Linked DNA regions of Mus musculus: region 1 is linked to region 2. Evidence: chromatin contacts called from ENCODE Hi-C or POLR2A ChIA-PET data. All regions are on one chromosome and are shown on one strand. The core of a region is the stretch at or near the end of the contact, and the rest is flanking DNA. Distances in the headings are between cores, read along the strand shown. Region 1 overlaps Atp2b4 (ATPase, Ca++ transporting, plasma membrane 4). Region 2 holds the start of Zc3h11a (zinc finger CCCH type containing 11A).

What was found. Hi-C counts contacts between places; a loop is a spot of excess contacts on that map. ChIA-PET counts read pairs that join two places held with the same protein, here RNA polymerase II (POLR2A).
Region 1: POLR2A ChIA-PET joins it to region 2 with 16 read pairs in embryonic stem cell. The contact joins the enhancer-like site here to the promoter of Zc3h11a in region 2. A Hi-C loop is called at or near these places in 3 of 37 maps with a recorded cell type or tissue (Patski, mouse trophoblast stem cell and v-Abl transformed pro-B cells). POLR2A ChIA-PET finds 5 or more read pairs at or near these places in 4 of 5 experiments (Patski and embryonic stem cell).

Annotation. Positions count from the first base shown.
Region 1 is chr1:133,710,541-133,715,788 of GRCm38, reverse strand. It overlaps Atp2b4 (ATPase, Ca++ transporting, plasma membrane 4), which reads left to right. Exons shown (of 20, transcript NM_213616.4): 19 at 559-735. Among named protein-coding and RNA genes, the nearest start is that of Mir6903, 13 kb to the left of the region's middle. Within about 2 kb of position 3,022, at least 2 of the 3 ENCODE cell types and tissues checked have a DNase peak (open chromatin) inside an H3K27ac peak, as active enhancers do.
Region 2 is chr1:133,659,913-133,664,956 of GRCm38, reverse strand. It overlaps Zc3h11a (zinc finger CCCH type containing 11A), which reads left to right and starts at 3,558. Exons shown (of 18, transcript NM_001276767.1): 1 at 3,558-3,720. Zbed6 (zinc finger, BED type containing 6) reads left to right here and starts at 4,072. Exons shown (of 1, transcript NM_001166552.1): 1 at 4,072-5,044.

The DNA.
Region 1 (5,248 bases), core at 1,773-4,272, 51 kb before region 2:
CCTTAATACCATGCTTAGTTCTGGCCTGGACTGTTCTCCGCAGATCTCAAGTCTATACTGAGAATCCCCTAGTGCCGCTTCCCAAGCTAAAAGCGGGATTAAGGAAGGGATGAAAGTCAGCTTAGCTAATTGTGTTCCAATTCGTGTCTCAGTCCCTCCACCCCACATGTACAACGCATTTCTCTCCCAGCTCGATTTGCCCTTGGCCCCATCTTCCTGATGTGTGCCTGCTTTATAGCTCTGTTCAGTTGTCTTAAAAAAGACAAAGATCCCACTGGGAAGGAAGAGTCAAGACGGAGACAGAGTGTGAGTGTAATGAAGTGGCTGGGAGATTACAGGAATCAAGTCCCCTTCTGTGTGTCCACAAATGCTGGCACCTTCCCAAGTGCAATCAACTGGAACAATGGGTTCATCTCCTGGGCAGCTTAGTGCTTCTTGGTGCTTCTCAGGTGGGAAAGGCTTGAGGCTTAGGAGCCTCCCAAGGGCCTGGCTCAGGCCAGCTAACATCTTTTCTTCTCCAATGTGGCTGTTGTCCCCTTTGGCTGTGACTGCTCTCAGGTCATCTCTGCAATACCTACCAAGTCTCTGAAGTTCCTGAAGGAGGCTGGCCACGGCAGTGACAAAGAGGACATCAGCAGGGATACTGAGGGAATGGACGAGATTGACCTTGCCGAGATGGAGCTTCGCCGAGGCCAGATCCTCTGGGTCCGTGGCCTGAACCGGATTCAGACTCAGGTACTCTGTGGTGGCCTGTCCTTACCCTGGGAGAAGAAGTCTCCCCATCCTGGGAAAGGGTAGGAAGGCAGTAATTCCTGGCAGTCAACACCTTTACCCCTTTCGTAAGGCTCACTGTTCAAGCGCAGCCTGTGTTCCTTAACTTCAGGGCCAACAGGGCCAGAGGTCTCTGGGGGATTCCTCTAGGAGGGACTAGTCGGCAGACTGGACCATGGGCCAACAGACTGGACCACGGTCCCCGAGTTCCTCAGCTGTGGTTAGCCCTTCAACCCATCGCCACCCCCACCCCAGGTTTGTCAGTGGAGATGTCTTCCCACATAAGGTCTATTCCAGTACCAGCCACGACCCCAAGATAGGGACTGTGTAGTCCCTTCCCTGCCCTGATGGAAGAACTAAGAGGCCCTGATTTTATAACACTGGAAGGAAAGCCAGCATCCCTGACTGGTCGAAGTGAGAGCTGTTATCTGGGGAGGTCTTTGTTAAAGAAGCTCACCTTCTTCCATTGTTCCACCTTGATGCAAGGCCTCTCTGGGGCATCTGATGATTAAGTAGCTATAAACAGCAGTCTCTCTGTGCCTGATATCTTTGGAAGAATTCAGACTGGCTTCCCAAAAAGGGAATTTCTGAAACAGAGTACAAGTGAGTCCCCTGCTTGTAGCCCTAACCCCATTTCCCCCGACTTCCATGCATCGCTACTGGGACAGCTTCGGAGACCCCTCAACCTTTTATGGTTTTAGTCCCAAGATTCCCAAACAAACCGTCAATTCCAAGATCTTGAGGGGACTGTCCTGAGCAAGACCTGTTTCTTCCCCCTAGTTGGCGAGAGATCAAAATATTTCACTTTCAAAAACTGGCCTTTGGCTGGTTTAGAAAATTGCCTGGCCAGCCTCCCCCTCCCCCATCCCCTTTAGTGTACAGGGAAGACAAGCTAATTCACATTTTAAACTGCTTACCTGGTAGGAACTGCCTCCCACCCACCCCCAACCCCCCAGGAAGACACCAGGTAGAAAATGGGCAAGATACAGGTCGTAAACCCTGGGCTCCTCTCCTCTTTTTCCTAGGAAGGGAACTGAATCCTGACTTACATATATCACCTCATGATAGCAAGTCCCCACCTCTGCCCACCCCCACCCCCACCCCCACTGAGTCCCTTGGGTGCCCGTAGAATTTAGCACCTTGACTTCCATCTCTTCAGGTCTGCTCCTTTCAAAATAACCTCTTTGCTTTTCTTCCCTTCAGGGTCCTCTTCTACTGTGTGTTTGCTTTTTTTTTTTTTTTAATATTTATTTATTTATTTTGGTTTTGTCCCTGTTTTTTTCCTGGCCAGGATCCCCTCCTTCCAGAGCCTCCTTGCTTCTTGCCAGTCTTCTTTCTGGGGAGCTGAGATTCATGGCTCTTCCTTTTCCTGCACTCCCAGTTTGCATCCCCTTTCCGTACCTCTCCGATCTCCACAGCACACATACCTTCAGGCATACCTCTTTCCCTGCTAGAATGGAAGGGAGCTGGGCCAGATTGACTTTAAAACCTAAATCTGAGGCCAACCATGTGGTGCACATCTAACAATCTTCAGGAGGCTGAGGTGGGAAGATTCCTAGTTAGGCCAGTCTGGGCTGTGTAGCTAGACCCTACCTCAAAAAAAAAAAAAAAAAAAACAAGCAAAAGCCTAAACAGCCTCCAACAGCAGCCTATTGAAGATGCCGCTGATAGGATCCATCCACAACATTGTAACTGGCACCTAACTGAGCAAATGAGACTGAGTGTGCTAACTGCATCTTCCATGTCCAAAGCCCTCCCACCCCCATCAGGAGGGATTTTGTTCAGTCTCAGGAGGATTCCAACAAAAGCCCTTACAGTCTGGCTGCTGGTCCCCAATTGCAACACGTGGGGTGGGAGATGTTGCCAAGTGACTGCCCAGTGCTGGCTGGGATTTCCCCCTTCCCCTGGCTCTAGGCATTTCCTCCCTTCACCTTTACCCTTTAGTTTGGGGGAGGAAAAAGCACTAGAAAGCAAACATTTGAAGAATTAAAGGGCTGGACTCTTAGAACAGTAAACTCAGAATGCAGTTTTCATTATGTAAGTTGGACCCTGTAACACTCTAAGCTCCTAGGAAGGAGCCTCTACCTTCTTAATGGGACTGAAATCCGCCCCCTAAGGGCAGCCCTCACCTCCTACAGCCTCAGCCAGCAGGCCACTGTGTGGGGAAGCATTTTTAGCTCATACTTGGTCTCCACCCCTAAGTATTTCATGGCTTCTCCAGAGGCTCTGTTTACAAGAACAGGAGTCTGACTCAGGAGAAACCTTCCTTCTGGGGATGCAGTCACAGAATCCCAATCGATCTCTGAAAGATAAAGGAATCCCTTTCTATTTGCTCCTTATTGCTTAGGAGTCAAGGAGAAGGGTGGTAGATTGATTAAGACCCCAGATCATTGCTTACTGCGGGAAAGCGATGATATTAATTGCCTCCATCCCTAAGAAGGAGAAAGCGGAAAGCCAGAAGGCTGCTGTGGTAGGCGGGTGGGGGAGAGTGGCAGCAGCGGCAGCCTCCCAGCGTCGCCAGCACCAGTCTGCCAGTGAAGGTCTCCAGTGCTTAAGTCATGAGTGAGTTTCAGAATTGTGCGTCATGTACCAGCAGAATCCTAAGCACCACTGCAGCTGGAGGAAGCGTCAAAAAAGACACCTCCTCCAAACCAAGCCACTCAACCTGGCAGTCTTTTCACCAAGGCCACTTGTGTGGACTGCTATACTGCCCATCTTCTTTACACACGTGTTAACTTCCTGGGAAATTTGCAAAAACAAACAAACAAACAAACAATTAGTTGACTTAGTTGGTGTAGAGGCTCTTGGGTCTTACATTTCACTAATATGTACTTAGTTTCTGGTATGTCAAATTGCATGCCTTATTTTTAATAGTACAGGTCAACATAATGAAAAAGCTACCTGTTACCATTGGGGAGAAGTTCTTTTGTGCCTGTCCATCCTAGGCTACAGGGGAAAAGGAAACCCAATCCTAGCTGGGTGTTTGAAAATCCATAGCAAATTGTTCCTTAAATGACAATGACAGTGTGGTTTGCAATTACTGCCCTCCCCCGCCCCACCCTCACCTGTTGCTCTGGGTTTAAGGGAATAGCTCTCTTGATCTCCTACCCCTCTCCCCAGCCCTCCTGACCCTGCCTTCCTCTTCCTTCTCTCTGACTGTGGAGCAAAGCTGTCTCACTCTCTGATTCTTTGCAGATTGACGTAATTAACAAATTCCAGACGGAAGCCCCCTTAAAGAGAGTCCGAGAGAACATGACTCAACACCTTGATGTAAAACTGGTTCCTAGCTCCTATTCCGCAGCAGTTGCATCACTCAGAACTTGCCCCTCCATCTCTTCTGCCATCTCTTCTGCAGTTACATCTCCTCCTGTGGGCAGTGAGTGAGAGTATGTTACAATGCATGATTTACTAAAGCGACCACAAGAGAGCACGTGGCATCCACTTTAACCAACCATGGTTACTAGTGCTTTTCGGGTCCCCCACCCACCCCTTTGATCTTTTGACTTAAGGGAAGAAAAGAAAAAAAAATTCTACCCTACCCCAGCTAAAACCAGGCTGGATACCCTGGTTTCATTTTATTGTTTTTTTTTTTAATGTTGGAAAGTTATTAACCTTAACTATTTTAAAGACGATAACCCTGTTTTCTGATTGTTCCTCTGCATTGCTCGCTGCTTCTTTCCTTGAGTTGCTTTGTTTTGTTTTTCTTTGTTTCACCCCGTCCTGCTTTGTTCCTCCCCTCCTCTTCTAACTCCGCCTCTTCAGATGTGACATTAATTCCACCCCCACCACCCCCCCCCACCACCCCCCCCCCGCACCCCACAGGACTAGGAACTCTGTGTACTTAGGGGTGAGGGAGCCTCTGCCCAGGGGATGCTTAGCCAGGGTCTGTCCTGATGGAGCCAGTACTGAACTGTTCACTGATAACAGTCTTTTTGGCTACCAGTGTACTGTTAGCTGGCAACAAAAGTTGTAACTTAGATTGGAAAGAGGAAGTCAGCTCAACGAGTGGTGTCTTACCTCTCAGAAATGACCTTAAATCAAACTCTAGTTCCAGAACCAATTAGCGCACATACAACCCAGCTGTCGGAGGCTAAGGCAGGAGGATTGTGAGTTTACGCCCTCCCCTCCCCACTTCTCATTGTTTCGTCTAGTTTGATTGTCCAGCTAGCCTTTGTATCATACTTTGCATATTCCGTTTTAGGAAACCCTGTCTGTCCAGGCTTAATTGGCACCTGTCCGGTTTTAACGTAGGACTTGCTGCTCCCTCTGGTAGATTATTAGACACTTGCTACTGCCTTCCTGTTTCTGGTCTATTTACCTTCCCAGAACGGGAGGCAGAGGGGAGACAGTCAGCACGGTTTCCAGTGAGGGAATGTCCTCTGTCATCACACATGTTACATACTTGAGTGTCCCATCCATCCCTTCCCACAACCAGCCCTGAGTTGCCAGTGGCCTGTGATCACATGACTGCCCAGGC
Region 2 (5,044 bases), core at 2,309-4,808:
GCTCTGTTAAGTACGACCCACTTCTTTCTCTTGTGCTGGTCCCATGCTGGGTCTGCAGCTTTCCTACGTAGGTATCCCACGACTCTGGTATCTCCAGCATCCCGGGGTGTCCAACAATCCAGGCCTTGCCTTCACAGCTTCACACAATGGCTTCTCTGGGCCTCTGTACAGGGACACCGAGGGAGCTTCCTCCCAGAGGGAGATTCTACAACCCCTGACTCTAAAGCCAGACCCACCTGTCAAAAGCCGCCTCGATCTGCTGCTTGCTGGAGCTGGAATGTGGCTTGTTTGGTTCAATTACGATCGATTGCATGGACTTTCCACTGTTGACTTTCTTTGCTGCTTGGGTTTTTCTTTCACTCCTCCACACAAAATGGAAGGTAGAGATTGCACATCAGCCCAGAAAGTAAATTTTTTGAAGGAGCTTCCAAATGTAGAAGTTTTTCACCAAAAAGGCCTGAATTCTGGGCTGAAGAGATAGCTTCTTGAGTAACCGCTAACTCCAGGACCTCAAGGCCCTGAGTTTGATTCTTAAAACTCATGGGCAAGCTCAGGCATGCCCTGGGGTGTGGCACTGTGAAAAGTAGCTTGGTCCCCAGTTGAGCTAAGGCTTGCAACTCCAGAGACCCTGAAGGGACAGTAGAAGTTTCACCTGATCCCAGGCACCAAGCCCCTGTCACTAACAGCAGCCCCCTATAGATTTGTGACCATCAGTCACTGAAGCACAATACCCCAATCCCTCCACACGTAGAGGACATGACCCCTCCAGGTTCTCCAGGGTTTCAAGCCTTAGTTCAACAGGGGGACCAAGCTACCTTTCACAGTCCCACAGTGGGGTTACAATCCCAGCACTGGTGAGACTGCGGCAGGTGGGGTCCTGGGGCTTGTTAGCCTGCCTGCAGTTCCAGGATGGTGAAAGATGGTGAGAGGGGACCATGGCATCTAAGGGATAATGCCTGAAATTGTCCTCTAACTTCCACAGGTCCACACTTGTACACCCTGCACCCCCAGTAATCTAAATCTCTGGTGAACGTTCCCCACCCCCCACTCTCTTTCTTTCTGTCCTGCTCATGTTAAAAACTTCAGAAGACATGCCAATACTCGGCCTGCATTCCATCCCTTTTAGGTACAAATGGGCTGGAGCGAAGAATAACAGCTGTCCCTTTCACTGAAGCATGCTGGTGTTATAGTCTTCCCACACTCACACACACATCTATCTGGATCATATAAGAATTGAGTGTGTCACTTCCGTGTAAACCACGGCTTGATGCTTGGTGTTCACTGCCTGAGAGATACTTACCACATCTTCAGGAGAACTCCAAACTGCCATATGGACAAGGAACATACCCTATTTTGGAATTCTCCAATGCCTAGCTAGTACAGTTATCTAAATATAGCTGAGGGCCAGCTGCACAGGCCTGGAAGGACTGCAGCTGGGAAACTGGGGCAGAACAAGAGGTTCACAGCCAGCCTGAGCTATAGAGTGAGACTGTCTCGACATACAACAAAAGCAAGCCCTCCCCCCCCCCCAATCCCAGTAATAGCAAAAACAATAAACAAAGCAAAGGTTTTTAGAGCACCCTGGCTACCCCTGCATAGGTTTGTCATTATGACTTAAAGTTGCAAGGTCAGATGTCATTTTTGTTTTGTTTTTCCAGATAAGGTTTCTTTGTGTAGCCCTGGCTGTCCTGGAACTCTCTCTGTAACCAGGCAGGCCTTGAACTCAGAGATCCACCTGCCTCTGCCTTCTCAGTGCTGGGACTAATGGTGCTCGCCACCACGCCTCGAATGTTTTGTTGTGGATTTTATTACATAGTCTTGATTAGCCTGTGGTGATCTTATGTTATTGTGGCATAAGAGCTGGAATCAGGGGTGTATACTACTATACCAGGCCCAGAGGCCATTTCTTTCCCAAAAACTATGTGCGCGAGCGTGTGTGTGTGTGTGTGTGTGTGTGTGTGTGTGTGTGTTTCTGTCTGTCTTCATATTAAAGAAAAAGTACAAAATAACGTGAATAATGAGAGGTAGTTGCTCATATTTTTTTCCTTCTTGTCTCTCAACCTTCGTAAATTCCTCCTTCCCCACTGCTCTTCATAACTTCCTGACACCCCCAACTTGGCGATTGAACTTACAATTTTATTTTCATTTTTTAAAAGTGATTGTTGTCGCCGGGCAGTGATGGCACACGCCTTTAATCCCAGCATTCAGGAGGCAGAGGCAGGCAGATTTCTGAATTCAAGGCCAACCTGGTCTACAAAGTGACTTCCAGGACAGCCAGGGCCACACAGAGAAACCCTGTCTTGAAGAAAACAAAAACAAAAACAAAACAAAAAAAAGATTGTTGTCTGATGGGTGTTCCTGTCACAGTATACTTTTAAATGTCAGAGGACAACTTTATGGGTTTTGGGGATGGAATTGAGGCATACATGGAAAGTGCTTTACATACTGCACGATCTTGTAACTTTCTTATCAAACATGGATTATTTTTCTAACACACGTTGTTTTAAGAAAACAAACAAATGGGCTGGAGAGAAGGCTCAGTGGTTAAGAGCACTGACTGCTCTTCCAGAGGTCCTGAGTTCAATTCCCAGCAACCACATGGTGGCTCACAACCATCTGTAATAGGATCTGATGCCCTCTTCTGGTGTGTCTGAAGACAGCTTCAGTGTACTCATATAAAATAAATAAACCTTAAAAAAGAAAGAAAGAAAAAAAGAAAGAAAGAAGGAAGGAGAGAAAGAAAGAAGGAAGGAAGGAGAGAAAGAAAGAAAGAAAGAAAGAAAGAAAGAAAGAAAGAAAGGAAGAAAGAAAGAAAGAAAGAAAGACAGACAAAACTAGCCAGGCATGGTAGCAGATGCCTGTGGCACTAGCACTCAAGGAGAGGAAGAATTGCTAAAGATTGGAGGCTAGCCTGGTCTACAGAGCAAGTTCCAGGTTAGGAGTTCATAGTATATCTGTCTCAAAAGCCAAAACAAACAAACAGATAAATGTGATTAAGTAAAGGAAAGCATCCAGAGCAGAACTTCTGCTATGGAAGTCCTTCAACTTTGCAAGAGAAAAGTAGTTTTTGTTTTTGTTTTTGTTTTTGTTTTTGTTTTGTTTTGTGATACAGGACTCTCTAAATAGTCCTGGCTGTTTTGGAACTCACTATATAGATCTGGGTGTTCTCAAACTCACAGAGACTTGCTTGCCTCTGCTTCTTAAGTGCTGCCACAACAGGTCAGTTAGTTCGGAGCTAATTTTTAATTAAATGTCTATCAGGTTTGGAAGGCTCATTATACACACTCTGGTTAACATAAATTGAATGTTTGGTATCTGGTAGACAGGTTTCTTGCTTCTCTCCTTGATTTTACAACAAAACAAAACTTTCGTGAAGAATAATTTTCTGATAGGCATCCGGGTCCACAGAAAGAAATTCCGGTCCCCGTGCCTCCGTGACACGTGACCCTATGACCCAAGAAGCCATTTTAAGGCTGGCCTCATAGAGGAAACTACAACTCCCAGAATGCCTGCGCTTTGCGTCGTGCTGGCACTTTCACTGGCCCAGCCTTAAAGGCGAGCCTGTAGCCGGGCGCCATCTTTGACGCTGGCAGTCCTGGGTTTCTGCTTGTTCGGCTGCTGTGAGGACGGCGGGCGACCGCAGCTAAGAAAAGAGAAAGACGTGGCAGCACGCGGGAGTCGGAGACATTGTCATCGGTTCGGTAAAGTTTCTGTTCTCTGGTAACTAGACCCATTTTTTGATTCCCGGGTGACTTGGGGCCTGGGAGGGAGAAGAGGGCGAGGGGAGTGGCAGCGGCCTCCCCTCGCCCGACTTTCGGCCTAGCCCGGGAAGTCTGAACCGGGCCCATCAGCACGGCAGCTACCCGGACTCCCGCCGGCGGCCCCGGCCTGCTGGGCTCCTAGGCAGACTTCAGCTCACTTTCCCACCCTCCCTGCCCCCACCCGCTCCGCCCCACCCCCACGGCGCCTGCTCCCTTACTTACCAACCTCTTCCCCCTCCCCCCACATCCGGTGTTCCCGAACCGGGATTCCCGGGTAGCCCCGGAAAAGCGACTGTTTCGGACCCCCGGAGGGGGAACTGACACTAGGTTGCTCTCTTCCGGGAATCAGTTTCTTTAGTTAGCTGGCCCTCCCTCCCGAGATCAGATCAAGTGCCTGGACCCGACTTTACCTCCTCGCCTTCCTCTCTAGGGTCCCACTACTTTGGAGGTTTTCTAATATTCCACATACAGAGTCGAATTCTGGTATCCTATTCCCATTCCCTACCCTGATTACTCTCCCGCCCAAGCCTTCATCCTCGAAGTCAAGAGCTACAGGGACTCTTCGTTCTTGTAGGATTGGTGAGATCGTACGAAGAACACCCCTTAGACGCCCATAATCGGTGCGGATCCCCATGGGGAAGGCTCGTTTTGTTGACATCTACCAGGCTTTGGTTCTGAACCCAGAGAAGGCGGCTGTGCAGCTAGTGGTAGCCATGCTTTCGTAGGGTAAACGTGTTGGTATTGAGGGGAGGGGAGGGGGCCCACGGAAAAGGAATGGAAGTGGTTTAAAGCTTATTTTAGTTTGGCTGCTCATAGAATGTCAATTTATGAGTTATTTACAGGTTGTATGTAATGTTGCTTCAGTCTAAAAATATGAACTCTTGATAGAAACCGTAAATGAAGAATATAGCTTGTTACCTTGTTTTGAAATTTTATTTCCAGTTAATTTTTCTTCAGCCACCTATAGTTTTCAAAATATCAGAACAGAAAGGGCACAGCTAGCGCTTACTGCTAATGCCTAGTATGTGGAATCTGATTTAGCTGGCCGGAATTGACTTTTTAGGTTGTATTGGCAAGTCAGTCTTAAATGATGACTGTTGAGTGGTGCACTAAGCTTAAGTGAAATTTCCTGAAAATATTCCCGAAGTTAAGGGAAAGCCAGTGTTGTTGTCGTGTGGATTCACTAAAAGTACATATTTTAAGAACTGAAGGCATTTCCAGCAGATGAAGTTCTTGATTCGGCAGCAAGAACGTGAACCTGCAATTTGGAAGACTTAACCTTT